Regions from separate parts of the Homo sapiens genome. Here region 2 is linked to region 1. A link is a loop called in an ENCODE intact Hi-C map of the cell type or tissue named here. Cell type or tissue: adrenal gland. All regions are shown on one strand. Links, peaks and the distances in the headings refer to the core of each region. The heading gives the core; the rest is flanking DNA.

Region 1 (12,539 bases), core at 2,676-10,675:
AAATTAAAACACAAAGGAAATGAGAGGTAGGGATAGGTGGTCAGCCAAAATAAATTATATCCCAATGGGGTTGAAGAGGAACTGGAGTCTGGAGTCCAGTGTCTGGGAAAGATAAGAGGTTGTAGGCAAAAAGGAAAGTTCTTGAAAGGAAGATTATGGAGAAGGCACAGTTATTGGTAATCTGCGTATGTATGACCTACAATGTAACCATGGGGAGAGGGGCTGAGATATGATAGGGTCAGGGTCAATGGAGGAGTTGGGGATAACTGAACGGGGAAGTCATGGAATTGGAAGGCTTACCTATGAGGACATTGAAACCACTAAAACCCATGGCGGGGGAAGCACTGAAGAGAAAGACGGTTATTCAGATCCAGATCTTCAATGAAAGGGAGGATGACCCTAGAGTTTGTAGTTGACTGCCACAAAGCAATGTGGCAGGTGGTGTAGACTTCAAAACTGGGTTTTTAGAGAAGAGAGGGTCAATTGTTTGAAAGCAAAAATGAGAAGTATGAAGAGCACCTACACCACTTCTAGACACCATGAACAATACCCGTGGAAGTAAAAACAGCCATGCTTCGTGAGGGCTACAGACTTTTTACACTAGATGAGAGTGAAAGCAGTATTTGTAAATTCATTGACAGCAGCAATATGTCATGGTGGTTAAGAGTGTGAGCTCTGGAGCCTAACTGTTTATATTCCAGTCACACTTCCTTTGCTTACTAGCTTTGTGACATTAATGCCTGAGTGCCTTGTCTTCTTTATCTATAAAATTGGGAGAATAGCAGTATCTGTCTCCTAGGGTTACTGTGCAGAGTAAATGAGTTAATACGTGTTAAAACACTTAGGATAACACCCGGCACATATTAAGAGTATGCAGTTAATAAATGTTAGCCATAATGATGATAATTAGTCATTTTTAATTTGCTTTTGAGGGGTAAAAAAGATTATTATTGTTGTTATTATTATTACTCATTTTTAATTTGCGTTTAGGGGACAGAAAAACAGATGCCTGGCAAAGAATGAGTAAAACTGTTTTCTGCCCAGCTGAGTTTATTCCAATTTCATTTGAACATTTGGTCCCCATATGATATACATTAGGTTTCTGTAGCATCAGTTCCCTGTAATATTAATTGTTTTCAACACATGTTATTTGCTAATTTAAAAAAAATTCTAAAATATTCTGAGAAAAGAAATTGTAAATAAGGGGACGATCTGTTGGATGCTTGAGTCCCCAGCATAGTATTGAATTTTAACCCATAGCGTAAAATAAATACCTGTTGAGTACATATGATAGAAATAAATAATTGGATAAATTAACTTCCAGGTTTTTGTTTTTGTTTTCAGACTCTCATGTGTTCTTCTAGGTGAAATATATTTCTCGTAGACAACTTATTCATCGTCCTTTTCTCTTTCCCATTTGAGTGCTTCTGAATCTTATTTAATTACTTTCATAGATTCATATTTATTGAAATTGCTGCTTTGGAAACTTAACTTTGCCATCTTATTTAGAGAAGTTGATTTTCCACAAGTCCTATTTGTTTTGTTTCCCTTACTCATTCCCCTAAACACATCAAATTATCAGACTCAAACTTGTGCTGTTTTCTTTTTCTTATTAATCACTAATGCTTGTCAATATCTATGTCTATCTCCTGAATAAGAAAATAATCTGAGCAAATTTTCACTTCCTTAGGTCACTACCACCTACCCTCTTCCTCAGTTAGTTTGGTGCCTAAGTTTTAGTTGTGTTTATTTTTCCATTGGTCATCTTTCTCTAGAGAACAAAACACTTCAGTAATTCCATTATTCCTTTACTTTCATACTTGTTTCCATTCCCATACCTAGGGCTTTTCCCACCACTCAAGCTCAGGGGAAGTCCATGGGTTTGGGATCTAGCTGAACTGGAGGCAAACTGACCAAGGAGGCACAGGAAAGCAGAAGCTGGCAGACAAACCCTTCTCATTTCCTAACCCGGAAGACACTTGCCTGTCTGGAATATAATAAATATAACTAAGCCTCCAGCTGCGGTTTTCTGTGTGTTTGAAGCGTAGAGAACTTGGAAACACACCACCTGTACTTGCTTTCCCTGCTTCCTTTCTTTACTTTCCTTTTCCTCTCATTCTTGCCACCCTAGAATTGTAGTTTCTAAAAGATCTTTAACCTGTAAGGTTTGTCTCAAGCTCTATTTTCTAGGGGATATTAAAAACATTACATTATTTCCAATCTAAAGTTTTTAATTTTTTTTCTCTAATTCTGGGGAATTCATTTTTATTATTCAAATTATCTTGTTTAGTCTTTCTTAACACTTTTATTTTCATCCTCATATATCTTATCTCCTTTCTTTCCTCTCTTTAGCTCTTACCCATTCCTATTTGAAGAGTTTCTTGCCATGACATTCCAGCTTCTGAAATCATTCTTTAGGCCTATCAATTTTTTAAAACACATCCATTGGGTTATTTATTTCGGTGACTATATTTCTCAAGCCCACTGTTGCCAATTGATTGTTTTCATACTTCATCTTCCTGCTTCATTTTGCTCATATTTTTCCCATCTCTCTGAAAGCATTTGGTCATTTTATATTCTTACTCTTTTTGTTCCATTTGTTAAAGTTCTGCTTTTGTAGTGTCTTGCCAAACCTGTCAGTCACTTTTTGCCAAGAATGGTAACCTTGAGGGAAGGATAAAAGCCTGGGCCCTGATTTCTGCTCCTGCAGGAGAGTTGAGGGATGTGAGATGAGGACCTTTTACGGATGGGCATTTCTGGGTTCACATCTCCCCTCTCTTCTCCTCCGCACTCTCCATCATTCCTCGCTCCAGAGGAACTTACCAGGATTTCTTGCTCCAGTCCTCTTCATTATCCAGGTGCTACCATTCATGTTGCAATTGCCTATGGATTTTTCAAGGGGTGGGGATAAGGGACACTCAGATGCTTGTTCTTTATGCTATTGGCTGCTTCCTCCATGCTTTTGGATACTTGGTTGGATCCTGCAGTGCCTAACAGGTGCTGTGCTGAGAATGCTGCTTTAGTGGCCAATCATCCTGGTCAGTAATCGGGACGGGACAATGTGGGAAGAGCATACAGACAGAATGTTCTCCCTCTGCCCACCCACTCCTCCCCATCCTGTTTCCTCTGTCCTTCTCCAGGAAATCCAGAAGATGTTTATTGCTTCCCACCCAAGACCCCTAAGGGTTTTTAAGTGTTTTGGTTGGGAAGATGCTGAGAATCACCCTAAGATCCATTAACCTTTCTGTTTTTCTGGTCCATCTCCAGGTTTGGATGTTGGGGGAGGGAGGGATATTGTAGCCCAAATTGGTTCACTGTCTTTTCTCCACTGGCAGTATTAGAGGGGTTTAAACCCTTCAGTGACTTTCTTTAAGATACATCCTAAAGTGTAAATCACTTGATAGGTCATAGAAACCATAACCCTGATCTGGTCCCTCTTTTTCCCAGCCCGATGACCCCACCTCTCTGCCGTAGCTCCCTCTGCTCCTGCAGCAAATAGTCCTTTGCCGCTCATTGAACACATGCTGTTATTTCAAGCTTCTGTGCTTTGCACTTTCAAGTCCCTTTGCTCTGAAAACCTTCTGGCTTTATCTGCGAAATTCCTAGAATATGTTTACCCATTCTCCCACCATCAGCAAGCACTGAACAATCTTGATCATTTATTCAGGAGACAAATATTTGCCAAGCAACAACCATGTACCAAATCCTGAGAAATAAACTAAGGCAGCATCGGTGAGCAAGGTAGCCCGTGCCTTCTTAAAACTTCTACTGAGAAAGACAGCTTGGCGATTGACATGCAGTTATAATAAATTTAATAGCTAGACGATTAAGTATATGATCCTATGGGACCACTTAGTGGTGGTACCCAGTGCAGTTTACGGGAAGTAGGGAAGGCTTCCTGTACTAAATAACCTCTCATGGGTTAAGTTATGCAGAAAAAATGATCCAGAAGGTGTTCCCTGCTAAGAGAATGTTATATGTTGAAAGACACTAAGGTGAAAAAAAAAGTATGTGAGGAATTAAAGGATTCTCTTTGGCTGGAATATATGTTGGAAGAGTGGCAAGAGGCTGGATAGATTAGGTGCCAGCTCCACTATGGCTGCTGTTAGACGTGATAATATCTTACCAAAGGGCCATGACAGCAACTGAATGTTTAAATTTATTTTTGAGAAATCATTCTGCCTATTGCATACAAGAAGAACCGTAGGGGCAACTGTAAGACAAAGACCAGTTATGAAACTGTTGCATTTAATTCAAATAAATGATATGACTTGGATTAGAGTAGTTGAGGGCAAAGTTCTCATTATTCTATGCCACTTTGATCTACCATTATTGTACTTATTGCACAGTATTTTAATTATTTATTTATCAATATGTCTTCAAAAGTAGGCCTGAACTGTTTAATATAGCTAATATCCTTTTTGGAGTATGGATTCTCAGTGCCTGATAGTGCCAAAGTCCTCAGTAAACAAACACCTGTAGAATGAATGAGCGAATTATCTTACTGGATGATTAATTTGGCAGGATTGATTAAGGAGGTGGAGAGTTTGAAGGCAGGGAACTGACCAATTAGGAGTTAGGAGACTTTGCAACAGCTAGGAATGGGAGAGGATGTGTTAGATTTTGATAGGAATAAAGAAATGTCATTTATAGTAATAGGTTAAAAAGAGAAGTAGAAATAGAGTTTTGGGGAGATTACAAGTTAGGTGGTAGGAAGAGAGGGAATTTCCTGTCTGGTTTCTTCTGTTTCCTTAATGAAATATGAGAAAAAGGGCATGTGATGGAGGATGGGAGGATAGAGAATAATTGAAGTGAGAGAGGATGTGAAATGGCAATTTTATAGAGGGAGAAAGGGAAAATTCTCCCTAGGAAATTGTAGTAGCATCATGTGCTGAGTCCCATTTTTGTTTGACAAATAGTTAAATAATTGAAATAATTAAGCATGAATTCCATTTTTAAAAACTCAGATCTATAGGATATCAAAAAAGATCAGGTTCAGGGCCAAAAGATATGCTTTTATACTTCCTTTACTCCTTCCCACTTCTCTTTACACAGTATTCAAGTGCTCTCTTATCCTCCCCACAAATAACTTACTCTCTTGTAGGGTTTAGTTTTTCCTTACCTTCCACCTCCTTCTCCACTCTTTATTTTTTAATTAGTAACTATTTTTTCCTCTGAGTTCTTAGTATGTGTGTCCCACTATGGCCAGTCTTCTCTGCTCAGAATTTGGTTCCAGGTGAGAGGCTCAGAGTCTGGGAAAGAAAATCTGTGGGGTTTGCTATTGCAAGGGACTAGTGGTAGTAGGTGGGTTAGTCTATGGACATTCCCACCTTCATTTTTATCATGTCATAAAAAATAGTACATATACTCTCCCTGCCTTTTAGAACAGTAGGTCTCAACCATGAAACTGTATATGCTTACCTCTATGGCTTTTAAAATATTCAGTGGCTTCTTCAGGAATTCAGATTCAATAGACCCTGAGTGTTTTCAAAAGCCCAGGGGGTGAAACTAATACGTGCTCTGAGTTAAGAATTACTTTTCTTACTCGATAAAAGGAACCAGAGCTTCTAGGAGAAGTGATTGACTTCAGCGCTGGGACAAGAAAATATAGTATGAGGTTTGAAACCCTTTATGGTGCCAGAAAGCAGAGAAATGTTCAGAAGAGAGAGGTTTGTCAGAGAAACACAAGAGACAAACCTGAAGGAACTAATGGCCAACACTGGAACAATTCGAGTCAGAAAATATTGATAGTATTGAATTTTACCCATGGAATCAAGCAAATTTCCATGAGTCCTTACTACTATAAATGAATAATTGAATAAGTAAATGGGAGCTACAGATAGCTCTTCCTCACAGTAGAATTTCCATTAATGTAGAAGGAAAAGGGAAATAGAGAATCACCATTAGGCAGACATCATAGTAACACATATTGTAGATAAATATCCACCAATGTGTGCTAAAATCAGTTGGCAAAAGTTTGAAGAGAAAGAGGATGTATATAGTTTCAAGGTATCTCCCCTAGGATGCTCATCAACTACAGAGAAGAAAATAGTAAATTTGCAGTGGAATAACCAAATACACAGTGACTGAAGTGACCAAGGTAAACATCCCCAATAAGAAGACATATCAATAGCATGAAACACTTGATATGATGCACTGAGCAGGACACAACATGATTTAAAAAATGATTCGTGCCAGAAATGAGTATCATCTTTATGGTGCTGAGAAAACATGGTAGCTCAGGACAGTCACACATTTTCTTCTTCCTGGATATACTGCCCTCAACTCCAGACCCCTGTCCAATACACACACCCTGGCCCTTCCTTTGGTAGGTTCTTATTTTTTCAGTGTTCTTCCAATGACTTCAGACATGTTATCTGACCAATCCAAATATGTTCTTCTATTGTTTTTCTCATAGTTCTTTCTTCGTAGCCCTTATCATAATGAAAGTCACACACAATCTGTCTCCTTGTTTAGTGCTGTACTGCATGCTCTTTGATGGGAAGGACCATGTATATTTGTTCATCCAGGATACTTGATACCTGACATGGTTTCTGAAATGCGTATGGAGACTATAAAGATTTTATAAAAATGAGAATGAATAAGTGGAGAAACAAACAGAAGAAAAATCCTGTTTCTGAAGTAGAAATCCAAAATATACTAAGAAAACAAAGTCACAAGACATGGGCTTGAATCATGTCTGTTACTGACTTTATGTGACTAGGCAAGTATATTTTAAACCTCTTTGTATTCTAGGTACTGCTAAATTTATAAAGTAAAGGGTTTGTATGAGTTCTTAGTATTGGAGAAAGATTATTATTTTAAATTATAAAATTGTTATTTGAGTTCAATAACTAAAACTAGAAGTTACTGAACTAGAATAACTATAAATATCTATTAGATGGTGAAATATCTGGTATCTGGTTCTATAAATGTTTAGTGGGTTCCTAGAACAATAATTAACTTCTCTGAGCCTTTTCTTATCAGTCCCAGAGATGGAAAATGGGTTTCATATGAATTGAGAGCTCTACTGAAAAGGCTAAGAGCCTTGCATTGACTCAGCACAATACAGTACTGTAATTGGGTACTGTGATTTCTGACTTGGGCACAAAAGGGTGCATAAGACATATGCTAGCCAGATCATTTCCATCCTTGGAACAAATGACTTACTATATTCTTTAAATTTCTGCTAATTATGTCATTCTATATATGTTAAATTGTTGCTAAGCCATAGACTAAGAAGTTAATGGGTAAGTCTATTGTGTCCAAGGCTCCTAGGACTTTTAGAAACCCCTTTAGCTTAACTTTACTACAAATTGCTGCTATTTCACACGTCCAAACAGGATTCTGTTGATAAACTGTAAAATCGATATTTTCCATTTAAACGGCTTGATTTAATAATTCACAGGGTTGATAATGTTTATTACAAATTTTGATTGTTGATATTGTTAGCAGAGTTAATCTATCAATCCTGCAGGTCTAACAATTTCCTTTGAGTTCTGTGCTGAAATGAAAACAACTGGGCACAGCATGCCATAACACACCAAGTTAAAAGGATCAGGAAGAGTCTAAATAGGAAATTACAGTCAACAGGATAGTACAAGTATTCTTAGATTTCCAATTGGCTAACAATGATGGATTGCAGCGCCACCTGCTGGTCAGAAGCATTGTCTTTTTTTTCTTTTTAACTGTTTTATGATTTTGTTGCCCTTTCATGGGCTTTTTGCTTGTATGTCATCTATAAATGTAGGGTTTATTTAGATAAAGTTTCTTCTTCAATCAGTTGACAAATCAAGCCATTCTGTTGCTAGCTCACTTTTGCTATAAAAGATAGAGCAATAGGCTTCAATGGGAAATATTTCTTGTGATTAAAAATTCTCAACCTTATTTTTTCTCCTATTTTGTATTACAAATAGAATCCCCCTGTAAGAAGCTAAAGTTAGAGGAGTCACAAAAATGGAGTGACAAGGCACCATTGGAATCCATTACATTTTATTCCTTTGGGTTTGTTTTAGCACTTCAAGTTTAGTATTATTTCTTAGGTAAATCCAGAATATCTGGAGTGTTCTGGACATGTCACAAATTATGGCTAGCAACCCAGCAGCATATAATGTGGCCTGAAGATCTTCGTTTTCTTAGAGTCTGACTGCTTTGATTGGCTATTACTAACTGCAGATGTGGTCCATCTTTAATCTCTCTCCCTGTAGGGCTGGCAGCAAAGGCACCAGATGCTAAATTAAACTATTAAACATATGATGATGTTAATATGAGCCAGACATCTTCCTGTCTTACTAGAAAAAAAATTTACTCATTTAAAAATAATATTTAACAACATATTTGAGTTATTTATTTTAATGATCTTTGCACATATAATTTTTATTTCAGGCAGTAAGGTACCTTAAGGAATGGATAATTGTTGCATCTGTTTCTCCAGAGGTCATAAAAATAATACAAACACTAAGCAATTCAGGCTAGTGTAGATCCTAATTGGTTGGGAAGGTTAGCAGCTAAATTTTGTGATCTCAGGGCATCATTTGAGGTTCATAATTCTTCAAAATTTTCTGGTGACCAAAGAACACAGATATCTTTTCAAGCTTAGTTTGGGCTTTCAAAATTTTATGAATTGTTGGCTTCATTGAGAATCTAAAGATTTATTCAAAAATGCAATCTGAAGAAATCAGAACTCAGTCTGACCTCAGGAATGCTTCATTTCTTTATTTCTTTATTTTCTGGTCAGAAAAGGAGAACTCATCAGAGGTTCCCATGGAAGAGTTTTATCTTAATGCTCGAAAAATAAAAGTAAATGCTGAGAGGTTGGCGCATTGGCACCTAACATTTTCCTGCTATTGACTGCCCTACTGCTTTTCATTTCTCTTATAATTTATTTCAAAGACATTTTCTCTTCTATTTTGATTATTCCCAAAGTGATTTTAGAACCCTTTTAGTGGTACATTATTATCTTCATAAATTATTAGAATATAATAATCAAATCTGAATAATTTCCTTTCCGTAGACAAAAGTACATGAACAGAAGAGACCATGAGATATGTAAATCATAAATAGGTTATTTTGTTGATGAATATGAGCTCATGGAGATAATTGAATAGAGATTTCTTTTAAATTGCACATTTTATTAGTGAATGTTTATACATTCCCTATAGCTCCCAAAATTCCTTTTGGTGCATGACAGATTTAATTTTAACCCTATTTTATACTTTTAAAACATGTTATTATTTTACTTTAAAGGAAGACAGTGATGTTTAGGAAGTACACCTGAAAGCGCCATATAAAGTATCCTTGTAAGTTATATTTGTTCTATGTTACAGATGTTTTAAAGCATAGTCCTTCTTCTGAAGAGCTCCAAACATTCTTTTAACTCATTCTAATTTTTCATTAGTGTTTTCATTCTAATTAATTTACACAGGACCACTATGGTAGTGGATGATAAATACCATTAGGTTTTTTTTTTTCCTAATGGAAAAGCTTTACCATAAAGTTTTAAGTTGCTTGCCTAAGTTCTTATTGTCCAAAAACATAAACTACATCAAATTTTTAAAAGACTATTTTTGAGTAGTTTTAGGTTCAGGGCAAAATTAAGAGGGAAGTACAGAGATATCTCATATATCCCTTCCGTCTACACATGCACAGCCTTTCTCATTATCAACATCCCGTACCAGAGTGGTACATGTTATAATTGACGAACCCACAATGACACATCATTATCACCCAAAGTCCATAGTTTACATCAGGCTACATTCTTGGTGTTGTACCATCCTGTGGATTTTGACAAAGGCATAATGACATGTACCCACTACTATAGTATCATACAGAGTATTTTCATGGCCCTCAAAATCATCCGTATTCTGCCTATTTGTTCCTCTCTCCCTCTACTCCTGGCAATCGCTGATCTTTTTTGGTCTCCATAGTTTTACCTTTCCTAGAATGTCATATAGTTGGAATTATATAGTATGTAGCCTTTTCAAATTGATCTCTTTCCCTTAGTAATATGCATTTTATGGTCCTCTGTGTCTTTTCATGGCTTGACAGCTCAGCTCATTTCTTTTTAGTGCTGAATAATATTCCATTGTCTGGGTGTACCACAGTTTGACCATTTGCCAACTGAATGATATCTTAGTTGCTTCAAAATTTTGGAAATTATGAACTAAACTCCTATAAACATCTGTATGCATTTTTTTGTATGAATATAAATTTTCAGCTTCACTAGCTAAATAAAAGAGGAGCACATCATGCCTGTAATCCCAGCTCTTTGGGAGGCCGTGGTGGGCAGATCGCTAGCTCAGGAGTTTGAGACCAGCCTGGCCAACATGGTGAAAGCCTGTCTCTACTAAAAATACAAAAAATTAGTCAGGTGTGGTGGCACGTGCCTGTAGCCCAGCTACTCAGGAGGCTGAGGTGGGAGAATCGTTTGAACCTGGGAGGTGGAGGTCGCAGTGAGCCCAGATCGCGCCATTGCACTCCAGCCTGGGCGACAGAGTGAGGCTCTGTCTCAAGGAGAAAAAAATAAAGAGAGAGAGAGAGTGGCACAATAAGTGAGAGTGTGAGAAGTGAGGCACAAAACTAAACTTACTCATATGCTAAGAGTAAGTTTAGTTTTGTAAGAAACCAGTGTACTGTCTTCCAAAGTAGCTTTACTATTTGCATTCTTACCTGCACTGAATGAGAGTTCCTGTTGTTTCTGTTGGTGGTGGTGTTTTCATTCTGGATTTTGACCATCCTAAAAGGAGTATAGTGGTATCTTGTTGTTTTAAATTTGCATTTCCCTGAAGACATATGTGGAGCATCTTTTCAGGTACTTATTTTCCATGTGTACATCTTCTTTCGTGTGGTGCCTATTGAGATATTTGGCCCCCTTTTTAATTGGATGTTTTCTTATTTTTGAATTTTAAGAGTTCTTTGTGTATTTTGGATAACGGTGCTTTAATAGATATGTCTTTTCCAAATATTTTCTCCCAATCTGTGGCTTTTTGATTCTCTTCATAGTGTCTTTTGCAGAACAAAAGTTTGTAGTTTTAATGAAGTCCAATTTATCAATTCCTTCTTTCATGGATTGTGCTTTTGGTGTTGTATCTAAAAAGTCATTGATAAACCCAAGGACATGTATGTTATCTCTTCAAAGGTTGACAGTTTTGTGTTTTACATTTAGGTCTATGATCCATTTTGAGTTATTTTTTGTGAAGGATGCAAGGTCTGTGTTTACTATTTTTTTTTTTTTTTTTTTTTTTGCATGTGGGTGTCCAGTTGTTCCAAACACCATTTGTTGAAAAGATTCTCCTTTCAATTGCGTTGGCTTTGCTCCTTTGTCAAAGATCAATTGACTATACAGGTCTATTTCTGGGATCTATGTTCTCTTTTGATGATCCAAATTTTTCTGATTACTGTAGCTTTATAGTACATCTTAAAGTCAGGCAATATCAATACTCCAACTTTGTTCTTCTTACATATTGTATTGGCTATCTGAGTCATTTACTTCTCCATATGAACTTTAGAATCAGTCTGGTGATATCTACAAAAATAACTTGCTGGAATTTTGACTGGAATTGCATTGAATCTATGGACCAAGTTTGAAAGAACTGACATCTTAACAATATTGAGTCTTTTGTTCATAAAAACAAAACATCTCACCGTTAATTTAGTTCTTTGCTTTCTTTCATCAGAGTTTTATAGTTTTCCTCAGATAGACCTTGTACATATTTTGTTAGATCTGTACTTAAGTATCTTATTTGAGTGCTAATGTAAGTAATATTGTGAGTTTAATTTCAAATTCCACTTGTTTATTGCTGGTAGAGGGGAACGTGATTGACTTTTGTATATTAACCTTGTATCTGGCAATCATGCTGTAATCACTTACCAGTTTCAGAAGAATTTGTTGACTCTTGAATTTTATATATGGATAATTATATCATCTGTGAACAGAGTTTTATTTCTTCCTTTCTAATCTGAATATGTTTTACTCTTTTTTCTTCTCTTATTGCATTAGCTAGGACTTCCAGTATGATGTTGAAAGGCAGTGGTGAGATGACCTTGTTCCTAATCTTAGTGAGAAAGATTTGAGTTTCTCACTATTAAGTATGATGTTAGCTGTAGGTGTTTTGTACATATTTTTAAGTCAAGTTGAGTTATATATTTCCCTGTATTAAACATTTACTGGGAATTTTTTTTAATCACAAATGGGTGTTGGATTTTGCTACTTTTTCTGCATCTATTGATAGATTCATGTGTTTTTGTTTGTTTGTTTTCTAACCTGTTGACGTGATGAATTACATTACTTAGTTTTTCAAATGTCAAATCACCTTTGCATATCTGGCATAATTCTCACTTGATTGTGGTATATAATTCATTCTATACATTGTTGAACTCAATAACTGATATGTTGTTGAGGATTTTAAAATTGATATTCCTGAGAAATATTGGTTAATAGTATTCTTGTAATGTCTTTTTCTATGCTGGCTTCATAGAATAAGTTAAGTATTCCTTCTCTTTTTTTTTTTTTTTTTGGTGGAGCAAGATGGCAGAATAGA
Region 2 (12,539 bases), core at 2,516-10,515, 780 kb before region 1:
ATATCAGATCCATATAATTTAGAAGATGAGAAATATACATGATCTGAACATGAGAGTACTGGTTTAATTTAAATTGTTTTGGTGTTAATAATGTACTTTTTCCCCTCTCTTTTCCTGTTAAGGATTCTGGACTCTACTTATAATATCCCTAACTGCTGGATTCTCCTGTTGCAGCTTTTCTTGGACAGTGACTTACTTTGATTCTTTTGAACCAGGAATGTTTCCTCCTACTCCTCTTTCACCTGCCAGGTTCAAGTAAGTATTCCTGTTTCCTGTTTCTTTTTTAAATGCATTTCAACTCTTGAAAATACTAAAATACTCAGAAGCAAGAGGCTGATCGTGAGGTATGTTGAGGTTTCAGTCTTTATAAAGCACTAATAACAGGACTTTTCAGCTTGTAGGCTCAGCCTTTAGATACATGAGAATAATATTTAAAATTCTATATCTAGATAATGCTTTTTTTTCTAAAAACTGAAATTCAGGGGCTTATTTCACAAGTAAGAACCTTTGATGGCTATTTGTCCTTTTGGAATAGAATTTGATTTAAAACAGTTTATAAAGGCAAAATTAATACCAACAATTTGAAAGTTTTACTAGGTTCACACATGGTCAGACTTACAAGAACATAATAATTGGATTGGACTTTTCCTTAGGATTTTAACTTTGTGTAATAATTAGCAAACATTTATGGTACCCAATTTATATGTCTAGACCAGATTGGATGCTTTTCGTAGTGGAACAGTATTAAATTTCTTTGGTCTATATTTTCCATGTTTCAGAGAATTTTAGAAAATTCAGTAGTGTTCTAACCTAGTTTATTCATGCCAGGAAAGTTCCAATTTTAAATATAAATTCCGAAATAAGAACATCTAAGATCTCTAGTTTATTCTGGAAATTTGGGGAGGACATGAAGACAAGAAACTAAATTATATTAAATTTATGTATGTTATTCTAATACTTACTATTGTTACTACCAGGTCTAGCCTACCTCATGGACAGGTTGTAGAGATAAAAACATTTACTTGAGAGACTTTATAAAATCAAAATTGTGCTAGTATAGTTATTAATAATCATTGGTACTACTGGCCTTCATTATTAGTAAACTCCCAATTTTTTTTGTCTCATATCTTTTAAAATTTTGGCTCGACTTCAAATGAAATGTGAATTTGTATATATGTGTATTATGTATATGTATACATTTTTAGTGTTTTAATCCCTATGTGTATATGAAATGTAAGTCATATGCTTTCCAATAAATTTTAGTTATGTGTTTTTGAGGTGGATAAACAATAATCTAAATTGACTAAGAGTTAAGCCTAACATTACAATGCCATCCCGTAGTTTACATGGGTACCACTCAATTAGAAGTTTACTTTAATAACAGGTATAAGTCTAGGGTAATGAGACTCGTTTCAAAAAAATCACCAAAAAAGTAATCGTATTTTTTCCTTTTATTTATATCTCACTTCCCTGAATTCTAGCCACACATTTCTTGCTGTTTAATAGACCTTGCTACCCAGATTTCAGAAAGCATTTTGCACTTAGAGTGATTAAAACTCTGTCTTTGCTTTGAAGCCATCAATATCCACCCATTTCACTCACCAGAGCTTGAAATTCTTATTCATTGTATTTGTCTATTCACCAAGTCCAGTCCTTCCTGACTTTTTAAATGTCATTAGAATGCTTCCTGTTTGCATTTTCACTGTTTTTGTACTATTTAAGGCTAGTGTACTTGACTTCTTGGCCTTCTGTCCTCTAAGTTCTCACTCTTCTAATTCACTCTATATACAGTCAGCCCTCTGTATCCATGGGCTCCACATCCTTGAATTCAGCCAACCATGGATAAAAAATATTTGGGAAAAAAATTACAATACAACAATAAAAAGTAATACAAATAAAAAACAGTATAGACAACTATTTACACAGCATTTACTTTATATTAGGCATTATAAGTAATCTAGAGATGATTTAAAGTATAGGGGAGGATGTGCATACGTTATAGGCTAATACCATGCCATTTTATATAAGGGACTTGAACATTCATGGATTTTGGTGTTTGTGGGAATCCTGGAACCAATCTCCCAGTGGATACCAAGGTGCAACTGAACTGCTGTCTTTCCATTAACAAAAAGAGATACAGTCACAGCCCTCTATTGGTTAAAAGCCTTCAGTAGCTTTCCTGTTGCCTTCAGAATAAAGTCCAACTCTTAAGTATAGCAGAACAGTCCTTCCCCAAATGACCCTACCCTACTTTTCCAACCTCAGCTATTTCCCTACTGCACCCTATATTGTAGTCACATACCAGATTAGCTTGACATCCCCCTCATAAACTATGCAATTTTGAGAAGTCATGATTTTACTCTTGCTGTTCTCTCTCCCTGGATTATCATTTTCCCTTTCATGTTGTCTTTTACCACTGTCACGATTCATTAACCTTATAAGTGTAAGAAGCCTCTGGGGTTAGAGAAGGTTTTAGTATTCTGTTAAAGATCTGCTATTCTGAGGGCATTTAACTAATTTTAAAAAAAATTATCTTTGCATTTTGTATTAAATTAGAATCAATTTAATAAAGGGCCTCAATTTTCCATGTATTTATTAATGTATTAGTCTGTTCTCATGCTGTCTAATAAACACATACCCAAGACTGGGTAATTTATAAAGGAAAGAGTTTTAATTGACTCACAGTTCCACATGGCTGGGGAGGCCTCACAATTATGGTAGAAGGCCAAGGAGGAACAAAGGCACATCTTATATGATGGCAGGCAAGAGACTGTGCAGGGGAACTGCTCTTTATAAAACTGTCAGATCTTGTGAAACTCACTCACTATTATGAGAACAGCAGCATGGGGGTAACCACCCCCATAATTTAATTACCTCCCACACGGTCCCTCCCACAACACATGGGAATTATGGGAACTGCAATTCAAGATGAGATTTGGGTGGGGCACAGCCAAACCATGTCATTCTGCCCCTGACCTCTCCCAAATCTCATGTCCTCACCTTTCAAAACCAATCATGCCTTCCCAACAGTCCCCCAAATTTCAGCATTAACTCATAAGTCCACAGTCCCAGGTCTCATCTGAGACAAGGAAAGTCCCTTCTGCCTATGAGCCTGTAAAATTAAAAGCAGGTTAATTACTTCCAAGATAACAATGGCGGTACAAGCACTGTAAATACACCCATTCCAAATGGGATAAATTGGCCAAAACAAAGGGGCTACAGGCCCATGCAAGTCCGAAATTCAGTAGGGCAGTCAAATCTTAAAGCTCCAAAATGATCTCCTTTGACTCCGTATCTCACATCCAGGTCACACTGATGAAAGAGGTGGGTTTCCATGATGTTGGGCAGCTCTGCCCCTGTGGCTTTGCAGGGTACAGCCTCCCTCCTGGCTGCTTTCACAGGCTGGCATTGAGAGTCTGCAGCTTTTCCAGGCACATAGTGCAAGCTGTCAGTGGATCTACTGTTCTGATGGCCCTCTTCTCACAGCTCCACTAGGTAGTTCCCCCGTGGGGACTTTGTGTGGGGGCTCCCACCCCACATTTCCCTTCTGCACTGCCCTAGCAGAGAGGTTCTCCATGAGGGCTCCACCCCTATAGCACACCTCTACCTGAACATCTAGGCGTTTCCATACATCCTCTGAAATCTAGGTGGAAGTTGCCAGACCTCAGTTCTTGACTTCTGTGCACCTGCAGTCCCAACACCACATGTAAGCCACCAAGGCTTGGGGTTTGCACCCTCTGAAGCAACAGTGTACATTGACCCCTTTTAGCCACGCCTGGGACACAGGGTACCAAGTCCTGAGACTGCACAAAGCAGCAAGGCCCATGAAACCATTTTTTTCTCATAGGCCTCCCAGCTTGTGATGGGAGAGGCTGCTGGGAAGACCTCTGACATGCCCTGGAGACATTTTCCCCATTGTCTTGGCAATTAACATTTGGCTCCTCATTATTTCTGCAAATTGCTACAGCTGGCTTGAATTTTGCCTCAGAAAATTGTTTTTTCTTTTCTGTCACATAGTCAGGCTGCAAATTTTCTGAGCTTTTATGCTTTTCTTCCCTTTTAAACATAAGTTCCAATTCCAAACCATGTTTTTGTGAATGAATAAAACTGAATGCTTTTTTTTTTTTGGGAGATGGAGTCTTGCTCTGTCACCCAGGCTGGAGTGCAGTGGCGTGATCTTGGCTCACTGCAAGCTCCGCCTCCTGGGTTCATGCCATTCTCCTGCCTCAGCCTCCTGAGTAGCTGGGACTACAGGCGCCCACCACCACGCCCGGCTAATTTTTTTTTGTATTTTTAGTAGAGACGGGGTTTCACCATGTTAGCCAGGATGGTCTCGATCTCCTGACCTCGTGATCCGCCCACCTTGGCCTCCCAAAGTACTGGGATTACAGGCGTGAGCCACCGCACCCAGCCAAAACTGAATGCTTTTAAGAGCACCCAAGTCAACTCTTGAGTGCTTTGCTGCTTAGAAATTTATTCCACCAGATACCCTAAATCATCTCTCTCAAGTTCGAAGTTCCACAGATCTCTAGAGCAGGGGCAGAATGCTCCCAGTCTCTTTGCTAAAGCATAGCAAAAATCACCTTTGCTGCTCCAGTTCCCAATAAGTTCCTCATCTCTGTTGGAGACCACCTCAACCTGGACTTCATTGTCCATATCAAGATCGGCATTTTGGTCAAAGCCATTCAGCAAGTCTCTAGGAAGTTGCAAACTTTCCCACATTTTCCTGTCTTCTTCTGCACCCTCCAAACTATTTCAACCTCTCCCTGTTACCTAGTTCCAAAGTTACTCCCACATTTTCAGGTATGTTTACAGCAGCAACCCGCTCTACCGGTACCAATTTACTGTATTAATCTGTTCTCACACTGTTAATAAAGATATACCTGAGACTGGGTAATTTATAAAGGAAAGAGGTTTAATTGACTCACAGTTCCACATGGCAGGGGAGGCCTAACAATCATGGCAAAAGGCAAAGGAGGAGCAAAGGCACATCTTACATGGCAGCAGGCAAGAGAGCATGTGCAGAGGAACTGCCCTTTATAAAACCATCAGGTCTCAAGAGACTCACACACTATTAGTGGAACAGCCACATGGGGGTAACCACCCCCATGATTCAATTACCTCCCACCAGGTCCCTCCCATGACGTGGGGATTATGAGAACTGCAATTCAGGATGAGATTTGGGTGGGGACACAGTCAAACCATATCAATTAGTAATTAGCATTTTTTGTTTTTGGGTTTTTTGAGACAAGGTCTGGTTTGGTTCTGTTATCCAGGCTGGAGTGCAGTGGCATGATCTTGGCTCAGTGCAACCTCCACCTCCCAGGCTCAAGTGATCCTCCTGCCTCCACCCTCTAATAAGCTGGGACTGTAGGTGTGTCAGCATGTCAAATAATTTTTTTATTTTTTGTAGAGACAGGATTTTGCCATGTGCCCAGGCTGGTCCCAAAACCCTGAGTTCAAGCAGCCTGCCCACCTTGGCCTCTCAAAGTGCTGGGATTACAGGCATGAGCCACTGCACCCAGCCTAGTGATCCAGTTTTAATATGAAATGGTGTCATATTAGAGCCTTAGATTATGTACTTATTAATAAATCTAAAAATGGTTTTGAAATGTATATAAAATATATGTTGTGTATGCACAAATGAATACAAAATATAAAATATAAAATATACACATTCATTTCTATACATACAAAATTTAGATGTGTATATATATTTGTGTATGTGTATATATTTGTATATAAATAGAATATATACACATTATAAATGTGTATAAATACAAAATAATGCATATATATATTATGTAGTCCTAGCTACTGGGAGGCTGAGGCAAAAGGATTGCTTGAGCCCAGGAGTTTATTATACAAAATAATGTGTATATACATTTTGTATTTGTACAAAATAATGTGTACATGTATACAAATATAAATGATATATATACCCAAATATAAGTGAAATATTTACACACACACACAAATACAAATGAAGTTGTTTTATAGTCAAAACCCTGCCCTCTAGTGTTTATGGAAAATATGCCGTTATTTCAGAAATGTCAGATTAAGTATATTCTCTATGTCACCAGTAGAGTGAGTCCTTGTACAGGGAAACAACTTCTCCACATTTTGAGAAAGTTGAAATCTTCAGACTTTTATTTTCTTCAAAATCAAATTGATATATTTTATCAATATGCGACATCATACTTTTATAAAAATATCTTTGTGACAGGTTATGTATTTTATCACCTAAAATAAGCAATAATATTAATGTAAGCATTTTTCCTAATTATATAAAAGTAATTCAGATTCTTTATTGAAAATTCCAAAAAAGAAAAAGAAAAATGGAAATAATCAAGGAAAATTACTGCTGACATTTTAACATATATTTTTCCATTCTTTATGCATATTTTAAAAATTGAAATTGGGATCACAATGTATATACTTTTTTGTAAGAGAGTAAAATAAATCATATATAACTGGTTTGTTAAAATAGTAGTCTTTTGCTATCTCTGCAGACTTAAGTACCTGGGTTTTTTTTTTTTTAACAGAATAGTTGAAGTGGGAAAACCATTTGAGAAGACCATATTTACTGTGACTATCAATTGTGTTTCCTTAGAAACAAACCCCTCAGAGGAAGAAAAAAAGTAACATTTATTACTGTTTAGTAAATATTAGGTGACATATTTAATGAAATCATCAGTTTGGGTCAATAATTCATAAGAAGAGGTTGAGATTAGAAATAAAAGCATTTTCCTTTATTCAAATTTTTTATGTTTACTGTTATATATTAGATAAATCTTAGCAATTTTCACTTTTACGTAAGCACAAGATGTTTAGGAAATACAAGATAGAGAACTTTGCAAGATATATTTCCAGATAGGTACTTAATGGACTTCAACAGGCATATTTTTTGGAAAGATGGTTCCATGTATTTGTAAACTTCGCTAAGTCAAAAGGTATAGTGCAATATCACATATATAAACTTGTCAATTAGTAAGCTATCCTTTTCTTTGTGTATTTAATCCAGTAGACTGGATGGAAAGTCTTGTTTTGGTTGTTATTAAAGGTTTGTTAACAGTGTTAAAGAACAAGAGGCAGAGGCAGTAAGTTTAGATTTTTTGGAATATCTAAATAGGCATTCCCATGTTTCACTATGTTATAATTCATTATCCTGCTTCTTCTACACTACCTACTCAACATCTCCAGTTCATTTCTCATCACTTTTCCCTGTTCATTGTCTGGGTTTTGTGAGTGATTTCCAAGAGACAAATGTAACAGTGTATATATAGTCAGTATTTTAACATTTTGGTTATCAGCTTTAATTATAGTTTTCAGGAGTTAATGCATCTAACTATGTTACCTACCCGTGGAAAAATACTGCATGCAAAGAAAAGCTAGAACTCTAAAGATAATCGTGGGCTGGGCATGGTGGCTTATGCCTGTAATCGCAGCACTTTGGGAGGCCAAGGTGGGAGGATGGCTTGAGCCTAGAAGTTTGAGACCATCCTAGTCAACATAGTGAGATGCTGCCTCTACAAAAAATTTTAAAAAGTATCCAGGTGTGGTGAAATGAGCCTGTATTCCTAGCCACTGGGAGGCTGAGGCAGAAGGATTGTTTGATCCCAGGAGTTGAAGGCTGCAGTGAGCTATTATATCGTGCCACTGCATTCCAGCCTCAGTGACAGAGCAAGATACGCTCTTTAAAAAAAAAAAAAAAAAAAAAAAGAACTTTGGGGTTCATTCTAGGCTTGGCCATTGGCAGCAGAACTTTAAAGTCCTCTTGATTGGGAAAATGTTAGTTATGGATACCAGCTGTGCCTTACAGTACATTTTCCTGAACAAGTCTACCTTTTAAGCTAATATTCTAGGATTTCTAGGGATGTCTTAAGAGAGTCCTATTAAACATTATGGGGGAACTAATGCCCTCCTAAGCCACCCATCTCGTAGGTGTTACTATTAGTCTGGTGTTTCCATTTTTTAATAGATGAAGAAACCAAGTCTCAGAAGTTTAAGCCACTTGCACAAAGTCAAGTAATTTGCAAGTAACATAGTTTGCAACTGACTGTTTATTTTTATTCACCATACTAGCTAACTTACCTCCTCTGCATTATGAAATTCATCATCAATAGGAGGAATTTCACTAATTGAAACAGCATCATTTTATTGACAATTAACAGGCACTCTGAGCTTTTGCTATGTGGCAGTTTTGCCCCCACAGTATTGCTAAATCAAAAGACTTTCTCTGTCTTTTCCATTGTTTTCTCCTAGTACCTGTATTCCACTTTAAGACTGCACTCCACGGTTCACATCACCTATGCTCAAGCTTCATCTAGTGGTGAAAGTATGTAGCTGCAGGTTAATAGTTATTCAGTGTGCTAGAAATAAAAACCACTCTGATAATAAATGTCACATCTAGGATAGAAATGTTACTCTATAGTAATAAGCTTAGTGGAAAAATGATAACATGAGTGATGGGTCGTATTGCTGACATGAAAAAATGTTCACTATTTAGATCAAACGTCAAATTTAACAGCATATACTCAAATAACCTTCACAGTAGGACATTAACATTGTAGGAATGTAAAACAACCTGGGGATTCCAAAATAAGTCATTCTTGGCAAGTAAAGTTGGTTTATTAATTTTAAGTCTAGTTAATTTGTATAACCTAAGCATACAGAGTAAAGTGGCAAGCGCCCCTAGCATGTAATGATTTCCGTAGCTGAAATCATTGTGAAGGGAGTTACTATGCCAAGGAAGCTCCTTAATAGGACTATTATTTTATGCTAAAGATATCCATAGATATTTATTTCCAAGGAGGAAAAAAAATCAATGCTTGTATTTAAAGTTGTGAGGATAGTTCAACTATATAAATGGAAATAAAGTACTGCTGGAAATTTCAAATTGCAAGCTTATGCTGATCAAAGGTATATAAAAGTAAGATTTCTGGTGAATTGGATATCTGAATCCAAAGCTTGGATTGTTGAATCATCCAGTGAGAAACTGATTTTAAATAATTTTCTCTCTGTTTTGAGAAATGCTATAGAAATAGCATGTCTTGCAGTCACAGCATTGTAGTTTTTGGAGCATGTCTCAGTTCTTAAATCTTCAGTTGACTTCTATGCTAAGAGATTTCTTATCCTGAATCTTACAAGTGAACATGAGTCTTTTTGAGGCATAGATTGAATTGTTTTGAAAAGAAATCTCCACCTTGAGTATAACTCTGTTCAGTTTAATGACCTCGAACATCTATGTTTATGCTAAAAATATTTTTGAAAGGCATGATTTAAAATTTTCCTAGATAGCTTTTAAAAGAGACCAAAACCTTCAAAGTCATCTCACAGATAGTCATTTTGAATTACCAGAAGTCAAACAAAATTATTATATTTTTATCATAACTAGACTCAGTTTTAAGCTACAGTATTCTTCAGGTGTCCTTTGAATAATTACATTTGTGCATTTCCTAGGCAGATTGGAAGACACAGTTGAATGTCTATTTTATAGAAGTCAGCATGAATTTACTCTTACATTTTTAGAGAAATTTGAAGTTTGGTATCTTCTCTTTAGATATATTATTGGTTGTATTTATGGCTTATTTGATATAGGGTTCATGGCCAAAATGCAGGGAAACTTCAGTTATTAGTGTTATATCATGATTTCTAGGCATATGCCAAGGTAAAGAGTGGTGTCTTTTTTTCACAAATGCCTGCTAAAATATAATCTATGAGATTAGATTGGGAATTTGCATTATTTCACAGTTAATATACAAATCAGCGGGTATCTGCTACCTTCCTCATGCTATCAATCTTTATTGTCTGATCACTATGAATTATCCATCTTTCCATTTCTTCTTCTTCCAACCACAAATAACATTTGATAAATATCCAGACACTCAATTTTAGAAAACATGCTTTTAATTTAATTTTTATTTAATGTAACATTATTTATATGCATCCTTGTTTAAAAAAATTGTATTGCCTTACAATGCAATCTGGAATCTGCAAAATAAATTGTAAGTGAGAAAGAAAAGGGAACAAGTTAATTTTAGTTTGAATTAATTTTTGGTAAATTGTTTTTAGTAACTATTTTAGAGAGTAACATGATCTATTACTCTTTTACATGTGTTACTTCCTATGTAAAGCGTTCTGTATGTAATTAGATGCTAACATTTGTGTGTGAGAGTGTGTTGTTAACTGTAGTAGGGAGCAGCAGATAGTAAAATACTTTGACATGTGAATTTCCTGGAACATTCAGGATTCAGTATTGGCATCCTGTATTATAATGTTACTTTTCTATTCAACATTAGTTTGGGTCTTTAAAATATTGTTATTAGGGTTTTTCTCTGACGTCTTCACATTGAGGGTTAGGAAGATAGAGAACAAATAAAACAGTTGAATCATAATATGCAATTCAAGAAAAGGGAACAAGTTGATTTTTGTTTGAATTGCTTGAAATTTGAAATTTCCAGCAGCACTCAGTTTTCTTTAATACAGTTAGCCTATCCTCATAACTAAATACAAGCACTGATTTTCCCTCCTTGGAAATAAGTATATGTGGACATCTTTAGCATAAAATAATATACGAGTGTTACAGGTTCTTAACTTGGGCATATATATAAGCCTTGGAGGTCAAAAACAGTGGGTTAGTTAGTATTCAAATTAGAAATTTCTTTTCCATGCAGACTAGATTTAACATTGAGCACAGTGAATTGACTCTACTACTCTTTGATACAGATTTTGGAGAGCTGCCTCTTTGTCGAATCAGATTCTTTATTGCCATGAACTAATGAAACAGATGTCAGATGGCTAATTGCAGTAGGAGAGAAAAGCTACTGACAAAAGAGATGGTTCAGGAACTTGGCCTTGATATTTGAGTATCATGAAATCTCATTATCTGGGGACTATTCAGAGCCATCAATTACAGTGCTGTCACTATTAATGAATATATTGATGGCATTGCACCGCGGCTTCTTGAAGTAAAGGGTTAAAGTACATGCATATTGTGTAAGATATATTTCATTACTGTTCTGAATGGAGATATGCATAGATATAACAAAATCCTCTAGGAAATTGTATTAACTATTGGTTTTATTGTTTCCATAAAGTGATACAGCTAATGAGTGCTTGCTTTGTACCTTTTTTTTTTTTTTTTTTTTTTTTTTTTTTTTTAAAGACAGGTTCTCACTTTGTTGCCCAGGCTAGATAGCAGTGGCATGATCTTGGGTGACTGCAACCTTTGCCTTCTGGGCTGAAGCGATCCTCCCACCTCAGACTGCTGAGTAGCTGGGACCACAGACATGCGCCACCACATCTGGCTAATCTGGCTAATTTTTGTATTTTTTATAGAGACGGGGTTTTGCCATGTTGCCCTAGCTGGTCTCGAACTCCTGGGTTCAAGTGATCCACCTGCCTCGGCCTCCCAAAGTGCTGGGATTACAGGCATGAGCCACCTTGCCCAGCTGCTCTTGCTTGTGCTATTTACAGTGTTATATATGAGTAGCTGAAGAGGGACAAGTGTCCATATGCCCAGAGCAATACTGACAAGAAATACTTGAGAGACAGTGCTTGCCAATTTTGTACTTGGAACCCTTTTTGTTTGTTTAACAACCTATAAATTACCAGAGGCAGCCTGATATAATTAAAAAGGGTCTTGAAGTCAGGAGAGGTAGCTTCCAAATCCAACCTACCCTAGCAGAAGGACATTTGAGCAAGTCAGTTAGTATATCCAAGCTATAACTTCCTCATCTCTAAAATGGAGTAAAAATAATGGTACCCTCATAGGCAGTAAGTGTAAGTTTACTAAAGCAACAGATACGTCAGATGATAAAGCAGACATAGTGTCAGAGGTTTTCTTTTCTTAAGGTTTTTTGAGCTGGAAGTCTGACCATGGCCTGCCACAAGTTGCCAGTTATCTTTTCTTGGATAATTGTTATTTATCCTGAGATTTTATCCTTTCTTTTTTTTTTTTTTTTTTTTTTTTGAGGTCTTGCTTTGTTGCCCCAGGCCGAAGTGCAGAGTGGCACAATCATGGCTCACTGCAGCCTCAACTGCCTGGGCTCAAACAACCCTCCTGCCTCCGCCTCCCAAATTGCTGGGACTACAGGCGAGTGCTGCTATGCCTGGCTAAATTTTTTATTTTTATTTTGTAGAGATAGGGTCTCACTAAGTTGCCCAGGACAGTCTTGAACTCCTGAGCTCAAGCAATCCTCCTGGCCTAGTCTCCCAAGGCACTGGGATTACAGGCGTGAGCCACCACGCCCAGCCAACAACTAATTGTTAATATTATCTCATTTAGTTTTAATAAGAACACTAATGAAAGGAATTATTATCCTCATTTTAAAGATTGAGAATTAGATTTTCTGGTAGGTTAAAATAGTTCTGTGACTAGTACAGCCATGACTAAACTCCAGTGAGGAGAGAGCTAGCTTTCCAGGTCTTTCATTCTGATCATATTAAACAATTGAGCTTCCTATTCTCTCCATTGTCTCTTGCTTCTGCGCATACTGTTAGGTGTTTAGAACACTAAATCCCTCATACTCAATTTT

The links. A loop is a pair of places that touch in the nucleus more often than their neighbours do. Peaks named below come from ENCODE experiments on the same cell type or tissue, not always from the same donor. Only the 100,000 strongest peaks of a DNase experiment are listed, where the experiment ranks them.
Region 2: a loop joins it to region 1, with 4 times the contacts of the local background. A loop is called at or near these places in 28 of 110 quality-filtered maps.

Annotation. Positions count from the first base shown.
Region 1 is chr2:153,511,824-153,524,362 of GRCh38, forward strand. It overlaps a transcript of GALNT13 not described here. Among named protein-coding and RNA genes, the nearest start is that of RPRM, 39 kb to the left of the region's middle. In adrenal gland, for the core only: a CTCF peak has its summit at 7,661 (motif pointing left); a DNase peak (open chromatin) is centred at 7,628.
Region 2 is chr2:152,734,872-152,747,410 of GRCh38, forward strand. ARL6IP6 (ARF like GTPase 6 interacting protein 6) reads left to right here. Exons shown (of 4, transcript NM_152522.7): 3 at 123-255. Among named protein-coding and RNA genes, the nearest start is that of ARL6IP6, 23 kb to the left of the region's middle. In adrenal gland, for the core only: CTCF peaks have their summits at 6,062 (motif pointing left) and 8,333; no DNase peak of the experiment used is centred there.